3 separate regions of the Homo sapiens genome follow, and all the other regions are linked to region 2. The links are chromatin loops, found by intact Hi-C in ENCODE. Cell type or tissue: PC-9. All regions are shown on one strand. Region 1 overlaps GABRP (gamma-aminobutyric acid type A receptor subunit pi). Region 2 has its middle 28 kb from the start of TLX3. Region 3 overlaps GABRP (gamma-aminobutyric acid type A receptor subunit pi).

What was found. A loop is a pair of places that touch in the nucleus more often than their neighbours do. Peaks named below come from ENCODE experiments on the same cell type or tissue, not always from the same donor. Only the 100,000 strongest peaks of a DNase experiment are listed, where the experiment ranks them.
Region 1: it touches region 2 in a loop (7-fold over the local background); 25 of 110 quality-filtered maps call a loop at or near these places.
Region 3: a loop joins it to region 2, with 5 times the contacts of the local background. A loop is called at or near these places in 18 of 110 quality-filtered maps.

The regions. Positions count from the first base shown.
Region 1 is chr5:170,805,146-170,813,145 of GRCh38, reverse strand. GABRP (gamma-aminobutyric acid type A receptor subunit pi) reads right to left here. Exons shown (of 10, transcript NM_014211.3): 7 at 7,293-7,430; 8 at 4,394-4,546; 9 at 3,391-3,578; 10 at 1-1,190. The coding sequence ends at 888. Among named protein-coding and RNA genes, the nearest start is that of GABRP, 25 kb to the right of the region's middle. In PC-9, a CTCF peak has its summit at 3,408 (motif pointing left); a DNase peak (open chromatin) is centred at 3,405.
Region 2 is chr5:171,333,129-171,341,128 of GRCh38, reverse strand. No RefSeq gene overlaps it. Among named protein-coding and RNA genes, the nearest start is that of TLX3, 28 kb to the right of the region's middle. In PC-9, a CTCF peak has its summit at 3,974 (motif pointing right); a DNase peak (open chromatin) is centred at 3,968; H3K4me3 peaks cover 1,456 bases.
Region 3 is chr5:170,787,845-170,795,844 of GRCh38, reverse strand. It overlaps GABRP (gamma-aminobutyric acid type A receptor subunit pi), which reads right to left. Exons shown (of 10, transcript NM_014211.3): 2 at 7,177-7,271; 3 at 6,598-6,716; 4 at 1,547-1,614; 5 at 420-637. The coding sequence starts at 7,229. Among named protein-coding and RNA genes, the nearest start is that of GABRP, 8.1 kb to the right of the region's middle. In PC-9, CTCF peaks have their summits at 4,083 and 4,282 (motif pointing right); a DNase peak (open chromatin) is centred at 4,334.

The DNA.
Region 1 (8,000 bases), 530 kb after region 2:
GAAAATGGACTCAATTCTGCAAGCCTTCATGGCAACAGCCCATATTAAGACTTCTAGAACAAGTTAAAAAAAAATCTTCCATTTCCATCCATGCATGGGAAAAGGGCTTTAGTATAGTTTAGGATGGATGTGTGTATAATAATAAAATGATAAGATATGCATAGTGGGGGAATAAAGCCTCAGAGTCCTTCCAGTATGGGGAATCCATTGTATCTTAGAACCGAGGGATTTGTTTAGATTGTTGATCTACTAATTTTTTCTTCACTTATATTTGAATTTTCAATGATAGGACTTATTGGAAATTGGGGATAATTCTGTTGTGGTATTAAATAATATTCATTATTTAAAAACTCATCTTGGTATTGAGTTAGTGCATTGACTTCCAATGAATTGACATAAGCCCATATTTCATTTTAACCAGAAACAAAAACTAGAAAATGTTACTCCCTAAATAGGCAACAATGTATTTTATAAGCACTGCAGAGATTTAGTAAAAAACATGTATAGTTACTTTAGAAACAACTTCTGACACTTGAGGGTTACCCAATGGTCTCCTTCCCATTCTTTATATGAGGTAAATGCAAACCAGGGAGCCACCGAATAAACAGCCCTGAGTACATTTGTAATCTTGGGCTCCATGGGAATGTCCTTGATTAAGATGAAAGAGGAATGGACTGATGTTTCTATTACAAGATCCTATAATGCTAGGACTTCTACACAGCTTAGAACAATGGTTGGAGCTTCATTCTTTGAGCAGAAAGACTCAAATATTATTTCAGTCACTTGTAGCACCATTGGATGTGGGTGCACACTTGGCCTAAAATACCATTTACATCATTATCTTGTCCTGTTGAAGACCTATGGCATGCAAGAAATTTAACATTGACTCAAAAATACATGTAGTATGCCCAGTAAAATACATTGGCTAGCATAAAAATCAAAGGAAACAGTAGTTTGGAATAGTGATCAACATTACTGGGGTTTTGAATTGTGAAATAATCAACAATCCTGCCCATCTTTTCTCGGAAGACAAACTTGAACTTGTCGCTGGTTTTCATTGTCAAGTCACTGTAGTCAACGTTGTCGCTGGAAATTTCAATGCTGGCAAAGCTGATCTTCCGTTTAAAGCTGGAGATGGAGCTGTTGATGATATTAGTAATACTGACTTCTTCTACTTCCTTTGTTGTCCCCTAGTTCATAGACAATGCAGTTAGCTTAAAAGACTTGACTCAGCAAAATAAATAAGTAGGTAATGAGCTAATAAAAAGTTTAGAGGCCTAAGTGTTGAATAATTAGGCTTAATAGAGAGTGGCATTGAGTGCTTCAGAAATTGGCCAATAAGCCAGGCTTGGGCTCCTGTTGCCCTGTTTGGAGACACCTATTTGTAGGTCACCAGCATATATAACAGGAGGAGTAAACATGGCCTACTGTGGATATCCTGAGCAGTGTGCCAGATGCGAAATGCTCAGGCTTTGAAGTTAGTGGACCTGGGTTCAAATTCCATTCGGCCTCTCACTATTGTGAAACTTTAGTCACCTCAATCCCTCCAAGACTTTATTTCCTCGCCTGCCAAATGGTGATTGGTATTGCCATCTTGAGACTGATGGGAAGATTAAATGGTAAAAAATGGAAAGCATCTGGTAGGTGTTTGATGACTTCAATTCTGTTCCAGGGAGAAAGGAGTAACTGATTACGAGAGATAATAGAAATCAGCTGTGTCTTAAAGGCTTTGCCACCAAAGCAGAAATAGTGATGCTCCCTGCCATTGCAAGGAGTTGCCATTCTCCAACATGGCTGGGGTCAACTCCCAGGAATGTGGGAGTGTAGTGAAGTCAGAGAGAGTGTGGTTTGGTTCCTTGACCAGGCCGCTTGCTAGGTGTGGGGTCTTATGGGAGTTACCATATCACTGTACAGGACAATGAAATGAGTACCATTATTATCCCAATTTTACCCTTGAGAAATGTGCCACATCAATTAGTGGCACATTTCTCAAGAGTAAAATTGGGATAATAATGGTACTCATTTCATTGTGTTGTTGGATGAACTAAAGGAGATGTTGACGGATGTTTAGGACACAGTGAGTACTCCATAGTGCAGTGATTATCATATACACAGCAGAATAAGAGCTTTCTGGTGTCTTTAGAGGAGGCTGTCAGTATTTCACCAATGTCCATTTTGCCAATCTAGTAAATCCAGATTCTTGGGCGGGGGGATGAGGAGGTAACTCAACTTCCTTCCTCCCTCATAAGGAAGCCTAAGGGAGCAAAATAAATAAAAGCCATGTTCCTCTTTGGCTGGCACACGTGGTCATTTGCCTTTGGTGCTTGGATGACATGACTATGAAACATTACTCACTGTAGCCAAACCCAAGGGAAAAAGCAACTGGATCTTTGGGTCATTTTGATTCCTCATTCTACACTATTAGATCCTCCGTGGTCCTAGCACTTTGCTCAAGGTGGGCACCTCTTCTGAACTGGATCCCTATCATTTTCTTGCTTCTTAGCATGAACTTTAGAATGCCATTATCTATCAAATTTGGCTTCCAAATAACACTAGGGGTCCATGAACCTGTAAAGGGTGATAGTTAAGAGCATGGTCTAATGCTCTCTGCAAGTGGGAATAGCGGATAAGTGTCAGGCTTTGGAACCAAGTAGGTTTAGGTTGGAATCCCAGCTCTACCTCTTAGTATCTATATCCCCTGCGGTAAGTCTCTTTCCCTTCTTGTTATCAGATTTCATAAATTTAAAAAAGGAGACAACCTTATTGGGTTGTTATGAGCATTTAAAATAATATAGTATTTGCAAAAGGCTTGTTACTGTGTCTGGCACATGTAAATGCTTGATAAATAATGACTATTATTATTATTTAGAGAGCTGGACTATAGTGTTCCATTGCTAAACCAAATAATGACAGTTTTTCTCAATTAGCAGAAAAATATGCTCACCAAGAAATTTGTCACAATCTAATATTTCCATACATTTTTCAGTAAAGCATTACTTGTATAATTTAAGGACAAAATAATGCAACAAAAGAATTAAATAGTAAATATATATTAATATAAAACTTGCAAGCAGCTGATCATGTTTTTTTCATATTGGATTCTTCATGGATGCTTGCTCCTGTGGTTGTGATTTTATGCTGCATACAGATAACATATTTTCTGCTGGAAAATTAAACATATTAATATCTCATTGTATTTGGTGAAAAGAATGGTCTTTTTCAAGGGGCACCATGACTTCCAGCTGCTCCCACCTGAACAAGGATAAGACTCACTGGAGCACAGGGAATCACTGCGGGTGGGGTGGGGATAGAAGCCAGGTCCAGCCCATGTCTACAGATCAGCACACGGCACCAGTGATGGATCATACACAGGGCCCTCAAGACTCTTACCCTATCTTTGGCTGCCATCTGCTGTAAGGAACTGTAGTGAGCAACTGCATATTCTAGCAAGGCCCCAAACACAAAGCTAAAGCAGATCCCCAGGTACACATCGATGGCCTTGATGAAGCAGTTGGTGTTGGGAAGAGAAGTGCGGGACCCGATCATCAGTGTGGTCATTGATAACACGGTCGTCACTCCTGGGAAAACAGGCAGGGGATGTTCCTACAAAGTGACTGGTTAGTCCTCCACCATAGCCTGGCAGAGTGTCCCCATTTGAGAATTGGCAGGGTGAGGGCAAGACCCAGAAATGGAATGCATCTCATTTTGAAAAGTCTGCGACCTTCTAGAATAGGGTTGATTTGTCCATTTTGTACAGATATGAGGGATGTGTTTTTTTTTAATGTTTCACGTTCTGTCTTCTCCTGGGAGGGGGTGATAAATATGCAAAAGAACTGACAATAGACCATCTAAGCACAATGATCCCTTACTTGTCACTGTAAAACTTAAGTTTAAAAATGCACCACTCCTGGCAGGGCATAGTGGCTCACACCTGTAATCCCAGCACTTTGGGAGGCCAAGGTGGGCAGATCACTTGAGGTCAGGAGTTCAGGACCAGCCTGGGCAACGTGGTGAAACCCCATCTCTACTAAAAATACAAAAATAAGTTGGGCATCATGGCACATGCCTGTAGTCCCAGCTACCTGGGATGATAAGGCAGGAGAGTCACTTGAACCTGGAAGGCAGAGGTTGCAGTGAGCCGAGATCACGCCAGTCCACTCCAACCTGGGCAACAAGAGTGAAATTCTGTCTCCAAAAAAAAAACAACAACAAAAAACCCAGAATCCTAAAGTAGTCTCTTTCTGTCTCTCTCTTTCTTTCTCTGTAAAAGAATCTCCCAAGAAAACAACTCTTGGAACTGCCTTAGGAATATCAATGAAGACAATGGTAAAAGGAAAAAAAGTAAGTAACCTGATAAGCCAGTTCTTAGAAATCTCCTGTTGGAGCTGCTTACCAATGCAGGTTCTTGCAGGGACTGAATCGAGAGAGATCCAAAATGAAACCCAGGACAACACCACCAGGAAAGTGGAAGGAACGTAGGTTTCCAAAATGAAATACAGAACATTCCTCCGAAGCTCAAACTGTAAGACCAATCTAGTGTAATTTCCTGAAAGGGTAAACAACAGATAGGAAATTGTGTCTGTTCGTGTAGCAAGTGGTTTCTCTATGGGATGCTTAACTATATGTACATTAAGCCCTCTGTCATTGATCTAAATCTGGTTATGTATGAACTGTCATTATGATTTCCACAGGAGACACTGCTGTTGCATTGAATGGGATTTATAGGGGCGCTGTCCTGCCTTATGTCCAACCTGGGCTTTTCTGAATCACAGTATTCCTACAGCAGTGCAATCAATACTGGTTTTCTTGACGTCTGCCTCACTAGACAGTGAGTTCCTTGGGGGCAAACACTGAATCTTTCAGTTCTGCACTCACAAAGTAGTTGTTCAATAAATACCTGTTTAATGAAGATTACCTGTGACCATCTGTTTCTCAAGGAATACTATGGAATAGACCTAATGGACCTATTAAATATAAGTGAATTTTTGATGATTTCAGAGGCACCCCAGATTTTATACTACTTCAGGGCCATCCTTAGGGAATCTAGCAGTGTATTCTAGATGTGGGAAAGGCATGTGTTAGAGAGCTATCAGTAACAGAATTCTCTGTGGTAAATAGGCTACTGTAGCACAAAACATATATGTCCATGGGTTAGAGTCCCAAGCTCTGCTCCTGCTGTGCTTCTATTATGGGGAGGTGAGCAGTAGTGGCCAGCACTGGTGTGGATGCATGAATGAAGAGGTTATCCTCTGGGAACAGGAAAAGTCTGGCTTAGATTGTTGTTGGGGAAAAACAGGATGGTGAATGGGAGCTGCTCCAACCCTCTGTCACCCCCAAATTAAAGCCTGAAATGAGAAATTATACCATTAAAAAAACAACAGACATATGCCTGGATAAATATAGTATAGAATAAAAATATGTACTTTTCGAGCTTGGTGAGACCCTAGAGATTACTTATTATTTTACTTTATTGATGGGTAAATTGAGACACAGGAAGTTTTAGTGATTTGAAAAGGACCTGGAGTTGATGTTAGAAGAAAGAATAAAAACCAGGTCTTTTGCCCGTTGGTCCAGGGATGTTTTATCAGTCTACACTGCCTGCTTTATTTTCTTGATTTTGAAAGTCAATGTTTTAAAAACAAACAAGCAAACCTTAGAATCAACATTTGACTAAATAACGACCCTCTTTTGTACCTAAAGAGGGTGGTTATGTGCTACATGAGATTACATAATTTTGAAAACTGAAGCCATTTTTTATATGAACCCAACTTGGGAATCCAGATTTGGTAAACTATGACTGCATAGCCCTAATTTACAAAGTTGTCTTTAAAAATAAAGTGTATTTATTTGCCCATTATAAAAATAATTCATGATAATTACTTAAATTTTGGAAAATAAAGCCAGGCTTGGTGGCTCATGTCTGTAATCCCAGCATTTTGGGAGGCCAAGGCAGGTGGTTTGCTGGAGCTCAGGAGTTCGAGACCAGCTGGGAAACATGATGTAACCTCATCTCTACAATAATACAAAACATTACCCAGGCATGATGGCACACACCTATAGTCCCAGCTACCAGTGAGACTGAGGTGGGAGGATCACCCAAGCCCAGGAGGTGAATTTTGCCGTGAGCTGAGATTGCGCCACTGCACTCCAGCCTAGGTGACACTAGAGTGAGACACTGTCTCAAATAAATAAAATAAAATAAAGTAAAATAATAAGTAAATAGATAAAAGAAAAAAGAAAAGAAAAATTTGGAAAATAAGAAAAGTAGAGAGAAAAAATCATCTTTCCTTCTATTCCAGTCTTTTCTCTATACATACCCTTTAGTTTCTAATTTTCATGTAACCATGATCTTGGTGTGACATATGATTTTTAATGTCACCTAGGCTCAACTAAAATACACAGTAGGCCGGGCGCGGTGGCTCATGCCTGTAATTCCAGCACTTTGGGAGGCCAAGGCGGGTGGATCACTTGAGGTCAGGAGTTCGAGACCAGCCTGGCCAACATGGCGAAACCCCTCTCTACCAAAAATACAAAAATTAGCCGGGCATGCTGGAGGATGCCTGTAATCCCGGCTACTCAGGAGGCTGAGGCACAAGAGTCGCTTGAACCTGGGAGGCGAAGGTTGCAGTGAGCTGAGATCGTGCCACTGCACTCCAGCCTGTGCGAAAGACTTTGTCTCAATTAAATAAAATAAAATATGTAGTAATTTTTTAGGGTGCAAATATTGATGAGAATAAGCGTTCTTAATATTATCATAAGGAAGTGAGAGGAAAATGCCAGCTGCTTTTATATAACATCACATCTTTCCAAACATGTCTATGTAAAATCGCCAAAGACCAAGAGATGCATTTCTGGTAAATGAAATGAATAAGTAATACTTCCTGCCATGTTTGCAATAATTAGAGTGTTCATGCTCTTGTTGGGCATTGCTGCTGTCTTCTTCATCTTTGAGCTGTATTCTTATTTTTATTCTTCAGTGTCAGAGAACTAGTGTTCCAGTGAGAAATATGAATAAATTTTATGCATGATGGAGGCACGGAATTTGAGCACTCATTAGCAAGTATCTGGAGGTACATGGTGCAAGGCTTCAGAGCTGGTCCAGAGGTCTGTTCCTCAGTGGACCATTTTAATACTGGGTGTGGAGGAGGTGGAATTGCTCAGCACAAACCCTACTGTCCCGCTCCACTGCATCCCAAGGAGGTAAAGTGAGAAGACGATATTTCTGACTCAGAGAGCAACCCTACACCTCAGTTCACTTATTTTTATTTCATACAGTTTGTCACATGAGTTACCTGTCTCCTGCTGCGATCTGGTGACTAAGGTGAAATACCGCTCTATGGTGTACTGAGCAAGCCGCAGGTGTTCCAGTCCACGCACAGAGTCGTTCCCTCTCAGCCAGGTGAACTCCACATCATTTCCATCATAGCCCCCTGGCAAATAAAATGGAGCCCTGGTCAGTGCAAGGGTGTTCCAGATTGAACTGGTCTGGTCTGGAAAATGCTATAATATGGAGACAGCATGAGTTCTTTCTTCATAGTGATAAGTCCAAGGACAATCCCATGCAGAACTTAGCAAGATTTCCCAAGTGCAATTGCAATGTCTGCTCTGAATGAAGTGACCTGCCAGGACGATTTGCCGTCAATTGAGAGCTGGTCTTGTGTTAGGTACTGCGTAGATCTGGTGGATGATAAGTCATTAGAAGTGGCCTCCCTCATTATTTAAATTACATTTATTAAGCACATATCTGTGAACACGCAAAGATACTGCCTTTCAAGATTGTATAATAGCTCTGATGATATTTTCAGGGACTTAAGAACTGATCTGTTCATATTTCTATATTGGCATAAATGCAAAAACAAAAACAAAAAACCTGCTTTATTAAAGCCTGTAAAAATGCACGTTAGATAAGTCTCAAAGCAGTTTAATTAATATACTTGATAATAGTAACAATAGTTACCTTTTGAACATTTATAAGTACTTTATACATTATGTCACTAATG
Region 2 (8,000 bases):
AGGAGCTCGAGACCAGCCTGGCCAACAAACATGGTGAAACCCCGTCTCTACTAAAAATACAAAAATTAGCCGGGCGTGGTGGCCAACACCTGTAATCCCAGCTACTCGGGAGGCTGAGGCAGGAGAATTGCTTGAACCCGGGAGGTGGAGGTTGCAGTGAGCTGAGACCACACCATTGCACTCCAGCCTGGGCAACAACAGTGAAACTCCGTCTCAAAAAAAAAAAAAAAAGTGTTTGCCACAAAGATTAGTAACATTAAGTATCATTCTCTATTATTGATTTGAGATGTTAGGAATGCAAAAGATAAAAAGTAGGGGCTCTTGGCAGATAGAAAGTAAACTTCCAATTGAGAACTCACTCTGTGGGTTTGTTATCGCTGCTGTTTGTTTTTGATAATGTGCAATTATAGAAATTTACAAAGATCCTTTTAAGAGGGCAATGTCCTGCTTTCAGAGTCAGTTTGCTTAGGCATAGATCAGCTCATAGACTCTCTGTCGCCTTGCTATTGAATTAGGGCTATATTTTTGACAAGTACAGCAGCCGTATCGTCACTTTAATCACCCAATAATCCACTGTGTCTCTTTATGCTAATAAATAAAACATCCTTCGTTAAATATTTCCTAGTAAGCAATCGAAGACCTGTAATCTCCACCCCTATATGTTACAAAGTAAAATGATATAACAGTAATAAAATCAAATCAAATCATGTCTAGGAGTTTTATAGACAACTAATAGCTGCAATTGAAAAGTGCAATCAGATACCAATTGAAGGGTACTTTTTTCTTTAATATAATGTACTATGCATATTTCACTAACTGTCTCATGATGTCAAATGAATTTAACAAGATGATTATGTAGGTCAAATTACTTAGTAAGTTCTTTTAAGAATGGCTTTTAGACCTATTATGACTTTTAATGGTGCAATTTGTTAAATGATTGGAATTTATAAAATCCTGCCTGCAAGTGCCTGTCAGAAATACTTGCTGTGCCCTGGTGATTTATTTTTAAAACTACTTCTTGCTTGTAGCAATTGAAACAAAAATGACCACCATAGAGCAACTTCTTGAAGCTCATTTCTCATTTTTAATTATTTAAAATACTTTCTTATTATCAAATTATAATTTGAATATTCTAATTTCAAAGAGCCTTCTCACCAAATTTCTCTCAGCTCTATATGAAGATGTCCTGGAAGTTCTTTTATTCCCTTCAAATATGAAATATGACCCTGCTTAATTTATGTGGGGAACTATAGACAGAATAGATATTATTAAACTTTTTAAAGTGGTCTTTAGTTCTTTTATTGTATATCTCTAACAATAAAATTTTAAAGGGAGAAAACAATGAAATATGATTGAAACATTCAGTCTTTGTGCTTGGAAGATTGCCTTTGTATATGTTGCCTTTTGGTATCTGTGGGTACCGTATTTCAGTTTTATGCAGTTTGAGAAGGCTCCCTATTCAAGCTAAGTTTTTAAAAATTGCCCACCAAAAATCGCGTAGCTATCTCTTGTCTTTTTTTTTTTTTTTTGAGACAGAGTCTTGCTCTGTCACCCAGGCTGGAGTGCAGTGGCACGATCTGGGCTCACTGCAACCTCTGCCTCCCGGGTTCAAGTGATTCTCCTGCCTCGGCCTCCCGAATAGCTGGGATTACAGGCGCATGCTACCGCACCTGGCTAATTTTTTTTTATTTTTAGTAGAGACGGGGTCTCACCGTGTTAGCCAGGATGGTCTCGATCTCCTGACCTCGTGATTCGCCCACCTTGGCCTCCCAAAGTGCTGGGATTGATTTTCTTTTCTTTCTTTTGGGACAGAGTCTTGCTCTGTGGCCCAGGCTGGAGTGCAGTAGCAGATCTTGGCTCACTGCAACCTTCACCTCCTGGGTTCAAGCTATTCTCCTGCCTCAGCCTCCTGAGTAGCTGGGACTACAAGTGTGTGCCACTGTGCCTGGCTAATTTCTGTATTTTTAGTAGAGATGGGGTTTCCTCATGTTGGCCAGGCCGGTCTCGAACTCCTGGCCTCAAGTGATCCGCCTGCCTTGCCTCCCAAAGTGCTGGGATTACAGATGTGAGCCACCACACCCAGGCTTGATTTTCTACCTTTAAAAATTACTGTAGCCGGGCGTGGTGGCTCACGTCTGTAATCCCAGTACTTTGGGAGGCCAAGGTGGGCAGATCACTTGCAGCCAAGAGTTCAAGACCAGCCTGGCCAACGTGGCGAAACCCCATCTCTATTAAAAATACAAAAAATTAGCTGGGTGTGGTGGTGCGCACCTGTAGTCCCAGCTACTCGGGAGGCTGAGGCAGGAGAATCACTTGAACCCAGGAGGCGGAGGTTGCAGTGAGCTGAGATTGCACCACAGCACTCCAGCCTGGCGACAGAGCGAGACTCCATCTCAAAAAAAAAAAAATTATTGTATAGAGTTACTTGAAAATGCCGTCATGTAATAATTAATCTTAGAAGTCAATATTCTTTTAAAACTATCTTCCATCTCCTGTCACCACATACGTTACATTGAAATTCTCCTAAAACTCCAAAAAGTCTTAAAATGTTGGTGCTCCCTGATAACTCTGGTCAGGAACCGAAGCCTCTACTTCCCCAGTGTGACATTCTTCTTGCTGGGGAGCACAGGGCATGCTGGGACAGAAGTTCCAGATGCAGCGGGAAGGTGGTGGTTCTGTTCTCTCTCCACCCTGACTCACTGGATAACCCCAGATGCAAGTCCCTTGTTCACTTGGAGCCCATGGCTGCTGCTTGGAAATGGGGCTGACAACTCTTGGTCTCTGCTCCTTGGGGTTGTTACAAGCCTTAACGAGATCACTGTGCTCATTCTCATTTTCTCTTTCATGTCTTCAGTGAGCTGTAGGTAGGGCAGAGTAATAGTGGAATATGGAAGTCTGCTTGTATGTCTGGGTGAAAGTCACTATAGAACAGTGTTATTTAATTTTTCTACTTCTTTCAGTTCAATGGATGTAACATTCACAATCCTCTCTAAGCCCATCAACCACAAAAACTTAATTAGATATTATATCTCCTTGGTTTAAAATAGTATTTAATTTTACATAATGTGTTCAGCCAAAATATTAGGATTCCCTAAACAGAAATGTTCCCTCTATTTTTTTCCCTCGGGCTTTTCTTTCAATTTTTTTTGTAGCTTTTAAAAAAATTATTCTCCTTAAAGTATGATTCCGGCAGTTTCCCTCTGTGAAACATCGCTAAGTCCCCTGCCACCACTACTTAATTGAAGATGTAATCCCTACTTAGTGACTGTGCCGCCTTCCAGATATCGAGCACAACGACCAGTAAATATTAACATTCCTGTTAAATGTGCGCTGCCTCTTATTCCTTTCCCCCCACAAATTGTCTTCCTGCTCCTCCGAGTGTCATCCAAAGTGAGATCATATTAACTGTGTCTTATATGGGGCTTGAGCACTGGAGTTGAAATTAATGGGCAAATATCCTTTTCACTTACAGAGTAAATGAACATTTGGTCTTTAAGCCATACTGAGGTATGAAAGAAAGGCACAGACAAACCCAGTGAAGACCTCCACATTTTGGGCCAAATCTAAGCTTTTCATTGCTTGATGGGCAAAAAAACAAAATTCGAGTGAACGTTAAAATGAATAAATAATGCTCAGAACACAACAGCTTGAGGTTGTATAAAATCAGACCCAGATTATACTCTCAGAAGATGTCTCCAAAATATCGTGGCGCTCTATTTCAATCCCGAGAGTCATCGTATTTTGGTCAGTTTCCTTTTTTTGTTCCAAGACGCCCCAGTTCCATCTTTGGGGTGAACATTGAGGCTGACTTAACGGGACACTCCAGGCTTTGAGGGAGCCTGGCCCCCAACCCAAATAACTCGAAACAGCAGGAAGGCCAGATTCTGACGGAAACTTTTGAGAAATAAAGCGTAGTTCATTTTCCTTCCTTGCAGGAGACATGGCTGGCTCCCTAAAGAAGCGCTGGTTTCCCAAGTTACGGCAGAGGGCACTCGAGACTACGGCACCAAGTTCGCGTCTGTAGGGGCCGGCGGAGCCCTTCGCCACAATGTTTGGCACCCAAAGATCAGGGACACCTCAAATTCTTTTTAATGGAGGAATTCTTCCCCTGAATCATTTTGTTTGCGTAATATGGTGCTGGGAGGGAGTGTTGCTTCGGGGCCACGGTCCCATTCCGTTCCGTATGGAGCCGTCTCGAATGCGCATGTCCAATTAGCATTGACACATTTGCGCTCAGAGATGCGCATGCATCATTTTTTTAATCAAAATGAGAAGGGAAAATTATTACATAACCACAATCTCAGTCCTACTGAGGGACCTGTCACGGTGATCCTCTGGGGCTCTGTGAACATCTGCTCAGCATCAGTCCCCCACGAAGAAATTATTCTTCTGCTCATTTGAAGGATAGGTAAAGGAACGGTCAGACCGGTAAGACAGCTACGGCAGATGACAAAACCAGCCTCCATCAGCGAGTAACAAAGCTGGGGGGCGCGGCGAACAAAAGGTTTCCGGGTCAGACAGGCACTCATCTGCTATTCCAGACAGCATTAGAGGCTGACATTGATTATGAAGGCCAAAAACCGTGGCTGAAATGCCGCTTCTTTCCTAAAGCACCTGGAAAGCTTCCAGATCATCCGCCTTACCGTGCTCAGCGGCAGATCCAGTTGATTCAGAAAGCATTTGATGGAGGAAGAAGCACCAAGCGTGGCAAAGGCTTCCTGGCCCTTCAGAATGTGGGAGGGAGATGTAGTTGTGTCCCTAGCAGAGAAATCGTATCCTTATCAGAAAAACCGTCCCCGGGGTCCTAAGGGGGCAGTCTGTCCTGGGGTTCCCTCTTATAGAAGTCTCTGGAAAAGACTAATGTTTGGACAAGGCACTTTGCTACTTAAAAAATTTTGCTTCTCCATTTCATTCCATTGAGGGCCTCCAAGTATCAACATTTGCAAACTCAGGTTTACAAGATGTATAACGATTTCTCTATAAGGAGACTCAGTTTCTTTTAAGAGCAACATACTGACAAATGACAGAAAGTTGACCTTTGGGTTTTCCTGGATTGATCTCCATTCTGCAGGGCTACAAGGCATCAAGGCAAGCCAGACACCTGTCCTCATCTTCAGCCACTGTCCATGTATCCTGGCATCTGGGGTGAAGACCATCATCTGGCCTTGATCTGGGTTCATGAAGGAGGCTGCCACACAGCTTCCTTTCTCAAGCAGAAGGGCCCTCCGGATATGCTCTCCAAGCGCCTCCAGACTCCCCCCTCCCCGGGCATATGGGAGTCATTTTGCATAGTCCCTGTGCCCTCTGGGGTGCAGGAAGCTCTGGGAGGTGGTCTCAGGCCCATCTGTCTAACCATGCAGCCGTTCTGCCACGGGTCTGGTGTTGTCCTTGTGCACTGAGTGGGAAGCAGGGCACAGGCTCCCTCTGGGACAGATGTCTCTCCGCAGTGCTGGTTTTCTGCTGTTCCCTCACTCTCGATTTCCTTTTGCTCCCTTCTCCTCCGGTCTGGGAAGCTTTAGCCTGCTTTTCTCCATCTGACTCCATCCCTCCTCTCCCAAATCTGTTGCTTAGGCCCAAAGTCCCTCAGGGTTTGGGCTTTGAAACTCAAAAGATTTTTTTCATCCTTCTACTGTGACATCCCTTCCCTGAGGCAAAGATGCCACCTGGTCTTGAATGAATGAGGGCAGGATGGGGAAGGGGGACAAAGAAATGTAGGGAGAGCACAAAACATCAGTTGAAAATCCAAATTTTTTTTTTTAGCCCATATGCAATAAAATCAATCATAATTTAAATATGAATAGAGAAGCAAATTCAAAGACCATGAAATAGACATAGAAAATCAAATTTTTCTACAGAAATAAAAGCATTTAACATATAGCCCAGGCAGCTAACATATAATTGAGTTTGGTCTGTGAGCTTCCTGGTAGCCAAAGCAGGGAAAGAAGACACTGTTACTTTATGTTCTTATTTTGTTGTTGTCGTTGTTGTTTCCAAAGTCCCTTTTCCCAATGCATACTTCTTATTTTCAAAACAGAGAAAATATACAAGTTCATCAAGAGAAATAAAGAACTTTTCTTTCACTCTAAATTTCAAAGCATTGGGGCCTTATGATGACAGCCCCAGGGGAGAGAAGACAATGTGACACAATCCAGAAATGAGTTCAAATAGCTCTTTAGTCCTGGCCATTCCAGACCAGAAGCTCGGAGTCAGAGCAGAAGGGCTGCTTGGCATCCTATTAGCTTGCTTGCTTTTTTTTCTTTACATTTTTAAGTATTAAATGCTTAAAACTGATTTTTTAAACGTTCACAGGAAAAAAAAAAAAGAGAAATTTCAGACACCCAAAAGGAGAATAAATAGGAAAAAAAAAGTCTTTTGCCCTCGTATCTTTGTTTCCCATTCCCCAACTCCCCTCCCCTGAACAGTGGGAATACCAGCTTCTCATCCATTCTTCCAGAGCTGATCCATGCGTATGTTAAGGGCTTTTAGCTCTCCTCATCTTTTTATACAAATGTAAGTTACTAAACTCCCATTCTGTACCTTGCTCTTTCACTTTGCAGTATATCTGGAGATAGTTACATATTAGTCTTTTTTTTTTTTTTCTGAGACGGAGTCTTGCTCTGTCGCCCAGGCTGGAGTGCAGTGGCGTAATCTCCGCTCACTCCAAGCTCCACCTCCCGGGTTCACGCCATTCTCCTGCCTCAGCCTCCCACATAGCTGGGACTACAGGCACCCGCCACCATGCCCGGCTATTTTTTTTTGTATTTTTAGTAGAGACAGGATTTCACCGTATTAGCCAGGATAGTCTCGATCTCCTGACCTCGTGATCCACCCGCCTCGGCCTCCCAAAGTGCTGGGACTGAGCCACCGCGCCTGGCCATTAGTCCATTTTTTAAAGTGGTTGCACAGTATTCCATGACATGGGTATTCTATATGCTATTGAATCAGTTTCCTGTTGACATTCATTTAGGTCATTTTCAATCAACTGCTTTTTAAAATGGTGCTGCAACAAATTGCCTTGTTCTTTCGTTCTTTCTTTCCTTTTTCTTTTTTTTTTTTGGTGGGGGCAGGGGGGACAGGCTCCCACTCTGTCTCCCAGGCTGGAGTGCAATGGCATGGTCTTGGCCCACTGCAACCTCTGCCTCCTAGGCTCAAGTGATCCTCCCACCTCAGCCTCCCGACTAGCTGGGACCACAGTTGTGCACCAGCACACCCGGCTAATTTTTTGTGTTTTTTTTAGAGACACGGTTTTGCCATGTTGGCCATGGCTGGTCTTGAACTCCTAGGCTCAAGCAATCCACCTGCCTCAGCCTCTCAAAGTGCTGGGATTACAGGCATGAGACACCACACCCAGCCTCATGTACTTCTTTGAACAAACATAGAAGTATATGTGTTCAATAAAAACCTGTTCGTGGAATCATTCAATTAAAGGGAATGGGCATTTTCAGTTAGGAAAAATATTGTCAAATTGTACTACAAAAGGGCTGAACTATTAACACTCCTGACAATAGTGTATGAGAGTGCCTGTTTCCTCCATTCTCACTAACATAGTATATCATCAAAAATTTTTAATCTTGCAATTAGATAATCTTTTTCTCAATTGTTGACTGTTGTATTTATAGCAGAGGAAAGATGGGTGAGGGAAATGCTCAAAAGTAAAGGACATCTGAATTATGCAGGCAAGACCATGGACATAACTTGCAGGCCTACTGCAAAATGAAAATGTGAGGCCAGGGGTGGTGGCTCATGCCTGTAATCCCAGCACTTTGGGAGGCCGAGGTGCGTGGATCACTTGAGGTCAGGAGTTTGAGACCAGCCTGGCCAAATGGTGAAACCCTGTCTCTACTAAAAATACAAAAATTAGCCGGGCATGGTGACGGGCACCTGTAGTCCCAGCTACTTGGGAGGCTGAGGCAGGAGAATCACCTGAACTCAGGAGGCGGAGGTTGCAGTGAGCTGAGACCATGCCACTGCACTCCAGCCTGGGTGATAGAGTGAGACTC
Region 3 (8,000 bases), 550 kb after region 2:
CACCTCTCTGTCGTCTCTGCCATTGCCCTTATTTCTTCCCTTGCTAACTTCCTTTTACCCTTTAAGACATAGCTCAGAATCCTGTGAAAGCATCCTGTAACATCACCCCCAAACCACTCACCTACTCCCTAACTTGGGCCCCAGCACCAGGGACCTCCTTTGTTTCCATGTCCGTGTCTTGAGGACAGGTCAATGCCTTACTCAGCTCTATCCTGTGGCCAGCATGGGGCTTGGCACAGAGCAGGCATTTGGTAGATGATGAACTGAGAGAGGGACCTTCTATTATGGGGGCAAGGATCTAAGAAGCCATGGGACCTCACAGTGGCTATTTGAGTTCTGGTCACAACTACCCAAGACACATCTGCATGTTTTCTCCCAGCTGCCGTCCTCCACCCCTGAGGTCACAGGTGTCCGCGTACCTGAGGGCATACAGGACCGTGCCATTGGAGAAGAGGCGGATGAGCCTGTTTCCCACAGTGACTTCATGGAGGAAGGACTTCTTGGACTCCACAATGTAAGTATCTGGCACCCAGAGGAACTCCACGAGGCGGGCATCCAGAGTGAAGCTCTTGTTGCCTTCAAACACCAGCCGCTGGTCCATCCAGCGCTGTCGGAGGTATATGGTGGCTGTGTAGTCCTGGGAGGGGGAGGCAGGGTATGGAAATGGATGGGGGTAGTGGGTGAGAAAACCCCACCAAATGGAGGAAAGTGGTCAAAGTTTACTCCCCTCCCCACCTCCACTTAGAGCAAGAATACACAGACTTTGGTGAATAAAGTTACCATTCTAATTGCAATATGCCACTACCCCAAGACTGGGGTAACTGATAAGTCACTCCAGTTACCCCAGTCTTGGGTTAGTGGCATATTGCAATAAGAGAACAAATCGCCTTATTTATTCTAGATAATAGCTCCTATTGCCAAAAGGGAACGCCATGTTCAAGACTTTAACTTACTTGGTGTGACAGCTCACATTGCACTGATCACTAAGGCCCCACCAAATTGTTGAATTTTTTGGTGGGCTAAGTGCTTAGGTTGTCCACGATTTATCTGGAATGCACAGCATACCCTCTTGGCAAACTGCCTTTAGTTTGCCCTTGTCTCGAATATGTTCTCTTAAGGGAGACAGTCGTTGTCAGCATCAGCTGTCAGTTTTCCTCGGGTTGTCTCCCCCATTATAAAAGACCATGTAATGGCCAGGCTTGCCTACTACACTTTCATTCCTTTCCCCAAATTTTATCCATCACCAAGTGTACCCACTTCATTGCCTGGTTTCTCTCCTTCTGGCTCTTGAACCGATTTTCTTCCTGCTACTCAGGAAATCTGCTCTACAAGAATCTTCCATTGTCTTACTCAGAAAATCTGCTCTACAAGAATCTCCCACTGTCTTGAGTTTGGAGATAGCACTCCAGCTTCTGCCATTCCAAATGGAGGAGGGCCATGAGCCATTCTTTTTTTTTTTTTTTTTTTTTGAGCGGCTAGAAAGCATATCCCCTTTAAACACACAGAGAGGGACTACTTGGGTAGAGTACAAAGGAACAGCGCTTACCATGTTACTCTCTGAAATGCTAGAGATACTTGCAATGTCCAGAGTCAGCGCTATCTGTACGGGTTCTCCTAAGATAAAAAAAAACAAGAAAGAATGGAAACACAACCATGAGCTGTCTTAATACTATATTAGTGCATTCTAAAAAAGATTAAAATTACAAAAGTTGTGCTTGGTTGTTAGAAAAATTTAAATATTCTATAAATATAAAAAGAAAAATTTTCTTATCCCCTCTCAAGAGTAACCATTGTGTATGGTGTGCCTCTCTTTTGTATGAAAAATATGCACACATACATAGGTATCTTAATATGTAAGAGAGACTACCTGCATAATTAATGCTTTTTAATTATTATTATTATTATTTTTGAGACAGAGTTTCACTCTTCTTGCCCAGGCTGGAGTGCAATAATAGCACGATCTCGGCTCGCCACAAACTCCGCCTCCCAGGTTCAAGCGATTCTCCTGCCTCAGCCTCCCAAGTAACTGGGATTACAGGCATGTGCCACCAAGCCCGGCTAATTTGTATTTTTTTCTCCATGTTGGTCACGCTGAATTAACGCATAAGGAACATAGTGCTAAGACATTTGCCACTTCTTACATGGAGGGTTTTTCCTATGGCATTTGTAAGGAACTAATTGTTTAGAAAGGTAACAGATTTGGTAATCTGATTGCGCACAGATGTTGTTTTATCCCCCACTTGGCTAAGTAAATTTACCACAAGAGGCATTCAAGACTCATGGCTGAGCTTTTGCTGACCTCCTGATACTTTGCTTCTCTTCCTTTACTCTCCTGGAACCCTAAACAATTTAGAATTTCAGAACCTCCACACTTGGTCCAGTGTGCAGACTGTTGGGCCTCAATCCTGGAGTCTCAGCAGACAGATTGAACTTCAGAGAGAGAGAGTTCTATCTCTAGAGACTGAGGTGTCAGAGCCACCTTCAAGAAGCCAGGCCAGGTCAGGGAAGTTTACTTCTCTTTATATGGAGATGTGGAATAATGGACCTAGATCCCAGCTCTGTCACCTCCCAGTTCTTTATTTGGGAAAAGTTATTAAATCTTTCAGAGCTGCAGTTCTCTTACCTGCAAGTGGAGATCATACTGACATCACAGGGTCATGGGAAGGGCTAAATGAGATTAGACGTGTGACATTGTCTTTGTGGAGTGGCGGCAATGGGGAGTGTAAGAGAAGTGCCTGCCTAGCCGGACATCCTGAAGGTGTTCATCATTGGTTATCTGTACAAAGCTCCCAGCGTCATGTCCATCAGTCACGTAATAATAGGCGCTCAATAATGGCATTTCCCTTCCCTTCCCCCTCTCTTCCGTAATCCTAGCTAATTTTGGAAAAGGGACAACTTTATTCACCAGGCTAATAGATGCAATAGCATTCACTTGCAATAAATAACCCCCGGGGGTACCTCAGGGGACTGTGATAATGCATTAACCAGGAAGAGGCCAGGCGGATTTCAAAAGAAGCTTAAAAACATCTCATCGGTAGGAATACGGCAAGGCAAACTACTTATTAATCTAAGGAGACTAAGCCATAGGATATAGGTAGGAATTTGAAAATGAAGTGTTAGAGCCAATGCAATTGAACAATAATTGAATGTTAATATCTGGTGGGAAAGGGCGAGATCTTTGAGGGCACACCCTGGAAGGTGCTGGAGTGACCTGGTGCTAAGTGGCTTTCTGCCCCTCTGGGCAGCAAGGTGCAGCTCTGAGACGAGAAGCCTGGAGTCAGAGACAGGTGTTTGAATTCCACTCAGGCCACCTAACAGCTTTGTGATCTTCAGCAAATTTCAAGTTTCTCTGTGCTGCAGTTTCTCTTCTTTTTCTGTCTTTCTTTCTTTCTTTTTTTTTTTGAGATGGAGTCTCCCTCTTGTCGCCCAGGCTGGAGGTGCAGTGGTGCAATATGGCTCACTGCAACCTCTGCCTCCTGGATTCAAGTGATTCTCCTGCTTCGGCCTTCAGAATAGCTGGGATTACAGCACCCACCACCATGCCCAGCTAATGTTTGTATTTTTAGTAAAGATGGGGTTTCACCATGTTGACCAGGCTGGTCTCTAACTCCTGACCTCAGGTGATCTGCCCACCTCAGCCTCCCAAAGTGCTGGGATTATAGGCATGAGCCACTGCGCTTGGCCTATGCTACAGTTTCACACCTGTAAAACAGAGCTACTAGAGCCACTGTGGTTTGAATGTTTGTCCCCTCCAAAACTCTTGTTGACATTTAATTGCCATTGTAAGAGTGTTAAGAGGTAGGACCCTTAAGAGGTGATTAAGCCTCATGGTGGAACTGGTGCCATGATAAAAGGGCAAGTTCAGCCCTCTCCTGTCCTCTCTCTCACCCTCTCACCTTCCACCATCTGATGACACAGCAAGAAGGCCCTTGCCAAATTCCAGCACCTTGATATTGGACTCCTCAGCCTCTAAAACTGTGAGCCAATAAACTTCTGCTCATTATAAATACTCAGCCTCAGGTATTTTGTTATAGAAGCACAAAACAGACTGAGACAAGTGCCAACCATTGAGAGTTGGGTTGGCACGGTTACGGCATCTACTTTAAGTGCCATAGATCCGTGTTAGTTGCCCTCCCTGAAGAATGCAGAGAATGGAAAAGACACGAGAGCTCCACTGTGCTTTCTGTCCAGTTTATATTCTACACCGTCTAATCTAGGCTTTGCCTCAATTGGCTTTTCTACTGGACCAGAGCTTGCTCTTTCTTCCCCTTGAGTTATAAAAGCAAGCTGTGCCACCAGAGGGCAGCTTTCTCCCAGGAACGAGGTCAAAGCCAGCTCCTGGGTAGTGTTCACTAGTGCCTGCTTACAAACCTTTGCTTTGTCCAGCTCAATCCCTAAGAAATCCTATGAAGGTCTTGTCTCTTTTGGACTTGGGGTCCTGAAAACTGGGTGCACAGACATTACAGAGAGCAATGGCCCTCCGTGGGCCTCCAGCCTGCCATGCAAGTATAGGGATTTTCAGGAGTGAAGTGCCAAGAGGCACAAAACAAGGGGTATGGGGTTGTGCTTTTCCCTTTTTTAAACTGAAGACTCCATGCCCCATTTTCACCCCAGGTGGGATGAGGCATCACATCCCTTTAGGCCTACCCCAGGCTCCCTGTTCTCAGAATGAGCTCCTTGCCCAAGGACCCTGCACCTTGTTGGCCAGTGAGTAGGCAAACAAGAAGGAGTGTATTCTGACTTAATTGTTTGGGGTTTGGGAGGCAAGAGAAATTGTTGAGTGGCACTAACCAAGGCGTGCAGACTCACGTGCTTGTCATACGTGTTCAGTAGGGCCTGGGAAAACCAGGGGATATTGGAGCCTCTTTAGGTTCTTTAATGTCAGGATCTCACATCTTAATTGTGTCTCAAATCTGAATGAAAATGCATCTCTCCCATCTCCAACTGAGCAGGTGTGATTGACTGAGGGCCTCGGCTGCTGTGCTTTGGAATCTACCACCACACTTGCTCCGAGGCCACACTTCTCATGGGCCACAGCCAACCACAGACTGAACACAGTGGGGATATCAAAGTGGCCTGTTCCTGGGAGGCACAGAGATGGGAGACTCCTCTGAATGCACCTGTAGCTCAAGGACTCCCTGGTGGTCATTCCAAACACTGAGGACTGCCCTTCCATCTAAGATGCTTCCACCCAACCTCCCTTCCTTCCCTCTCTCCTTCCCTGAGGCCAGACCTGCAGGTCTGACAGCTCTCCTAGCTTGCCTCTCCCGCTGCCTCATTCTCCCTTCTAGACATAGTCCCCCTAAATAGCTTGAAGAAGTCATCAGCTCTTGGCATCTGCTGCCCGGAGGATCTGGACTACCACATGAATCTTAGATCAGACCAGAGGGTTTTATTATCTGAGGGGAGGAGCAAGGAGGAGAAGGGATGAAAATAACCCACACTCTGTTGATGGGGCAGGCACTGTGCCTCAGGCTTACACACTTCATTCAGTCTTCCCTGTGAGATAGATGGATGTCCCCATTTTACAGAAAGGGACAGTGAGGCACAGAAGGCTAAACCACTTGCCAAGCAGGAGAGCTAGGAGCCAAACTCAGGTTTGTTAAATGCCAAGGCTCTTTCTGTTGTTTTCTGCTATGAAGAGCTGTGCAGTTGGCCTCACTCCCTCCCTCCTTGCTTTATTCTTTCAACAGATATTAATCAGCAATTTGTTATATGTCACGCACTGAGCTTCTATGGGGGATAGTGAGGGAAATGAAGTCAGACTCCTTCTAGGGCTGCAGCCTGGAGCCGGGACAGACATGAAATCAGTTATAGCATAATGGGAACGGCTATGATTTTGAGGCATGTTCACAAGGAAGTGTGAAGAAAGGGGATGGGGCCTGGAGGAATCAGGGGAGGCTTCTCAGAGAAGGCAGCGTTTGCTCTGAGACATGATGGAAAATTGATATTTTCTAGGGAGTCAAGTTTAAAGAAGCAATTCCAGGAAGAAAGCCTCTGTAAAGGCATAGAGGCAGGAGAGGCCAGGGATGTCAGGGAGCATTCTGAGTACACTGGGGAGCATTGTAGGAGGGGAAGGAGCGGGGACTTGGGTGGATGAGAATGGCAGACAGATAAAGGCTGGGCTGGGAAGGGCCTAGTGTGCCTGGACTCTACGCGAGCATGCTGGGACACATACAGGTGTTCCAACAGGGCAATGACCCAGGAGGCATCCAGATGGCAGTTTGGGGAGTCAGCTGAAAGGGCTCAGGCTGGAGGGGGAAGACCAGATGGGGTAGCCTGGTGGCGCATGGTGAATTCATTGAATAATGACCCTGGAAGTGGGGGCAGGAGGACGACAGTGTGTGAGTGTTAGGAGGCTCTTGCAGCCTCCACAGTGAGAAGGAGCATTCCTTTATCTTGCAGGTGGAGAGGCTGGGTGCCTTTTTCCAGGCAGTGTGAAAAATCATTGGTAGCCATCCTCATCCATCATTGCCAATCCTTAACAGGCTGCAGATCAGAAAATGGAGTCAACTAAAACCTCCCGAAACCCTCCACTGCTTATTGTCTCTGTTTTCGTCCCTTTGAATGATGTCCTGGACACAGAGGATGACCTACCACCAAAATTGGGCCTGAGAAATTTGTTATATCCTGCTGTGAGGTTCTCAAAGCCAGGCAGGGAAAGCTTGTCACTTCTGCCGACCTCGACGTTGAACTGACTCCCCTGGATGCACATCCTGGAAAAGAAATGGGCTTTGTTGTGTTTGCTTGTTTATGTGTGAATCAACACGTGTACACACCCTTGAGCTTGTGTTTGCCCACGTGTGTGTGGGTGTATGTGCCTTGCCCATGTACCAGCAGTGACATTCCTACAGAAAAATCTCTTAGTTTTCAGCTATTGAGTTAGTATCTCCATTTTTTACCCATTTGCCATAGATCAAAATATCATGGTAATTTGGAAACCCTCCAAGTCTCTTCTTTAAAAACATAAGGGTTCATTCATCTATGACCATATTGGAAGCTTGTGTTCTGTAAATAGAGTAAATGGCAGGAAGTTTCATTGTTCGGTGCTCCAGGGAAGTGAGTGGACCGGGTTTTGCCTTGCTGTGGGTGAATAGGAGGAGCTGCCCCCTCCCACCACATGCCCGAATGCAAAGCAACGCAGATGGAGGCCATTCTGGGGGTAGCAAAGCTCACCTCTCAGTGAAGAGACTCAGACACACGAAGGCCAAGTGGAGGCTGTAGTTCATGTTGAGAAGCTGCTCACACCAAGGGGCTGAAGTAGGAATCACCTGGGAAACAGGGGGCAAGGTAAGTGGAAGGCCGTGCAACAGGCTCACCTGCTCCTGGCCAGCCTCTCTCTCTGGTGGGTGGTCGGTACAGCATTTTCTCAGCATGCATAGGAAGCAGCCTCTTTCCATACCTTTCGGTTACAGCTCCTTCTCCCTGTGTTCCCTCCAGGAATGACTTCATTTTGGAGGATTATGTTTTTTTTTTTTTTAATTTTTTATTTTTTTTAAACAGGGCCTCACTCTGTCATCCAGGCTGAAGTGCAGGGACATGATCTCGGTTCACTGCAGCTCAACTTCCCAGGCTCCAGCGATGCTCCCAACCTTAGCCTCCTGAGTAGCTGGGACTACAGGCATGTACCACCACACCTGGGTAATTTTTTTGTATTTTTGGTAGAGATGGGGTTTCATCATGTTGCCCAGGCTGGTCTCGAACCAGCTCAAGCGATCCATCTGCCTTGGCCTCCCAAAGTGCTGGGATTACAGGCATGGGCCACTATGCCTGGACCAGGATTATGTTTTAAATCTATCCCAAATTAAGACTGGGACCTTGTTTGGAGAGTGGTTCATCAGCACCAGAAATGCAGCCAGTTTATCCTCTGGGCCATATCTGCTGGGAGCCAAGGCTATCCTTGCCCTGTCCTTGTCCCAGCTTTACCAGGAAGGACACTCTCAACTCTACACTCACCTTGACCAAGCCAGACATTCTTTTATTTATCCCCAGGTCTAGGC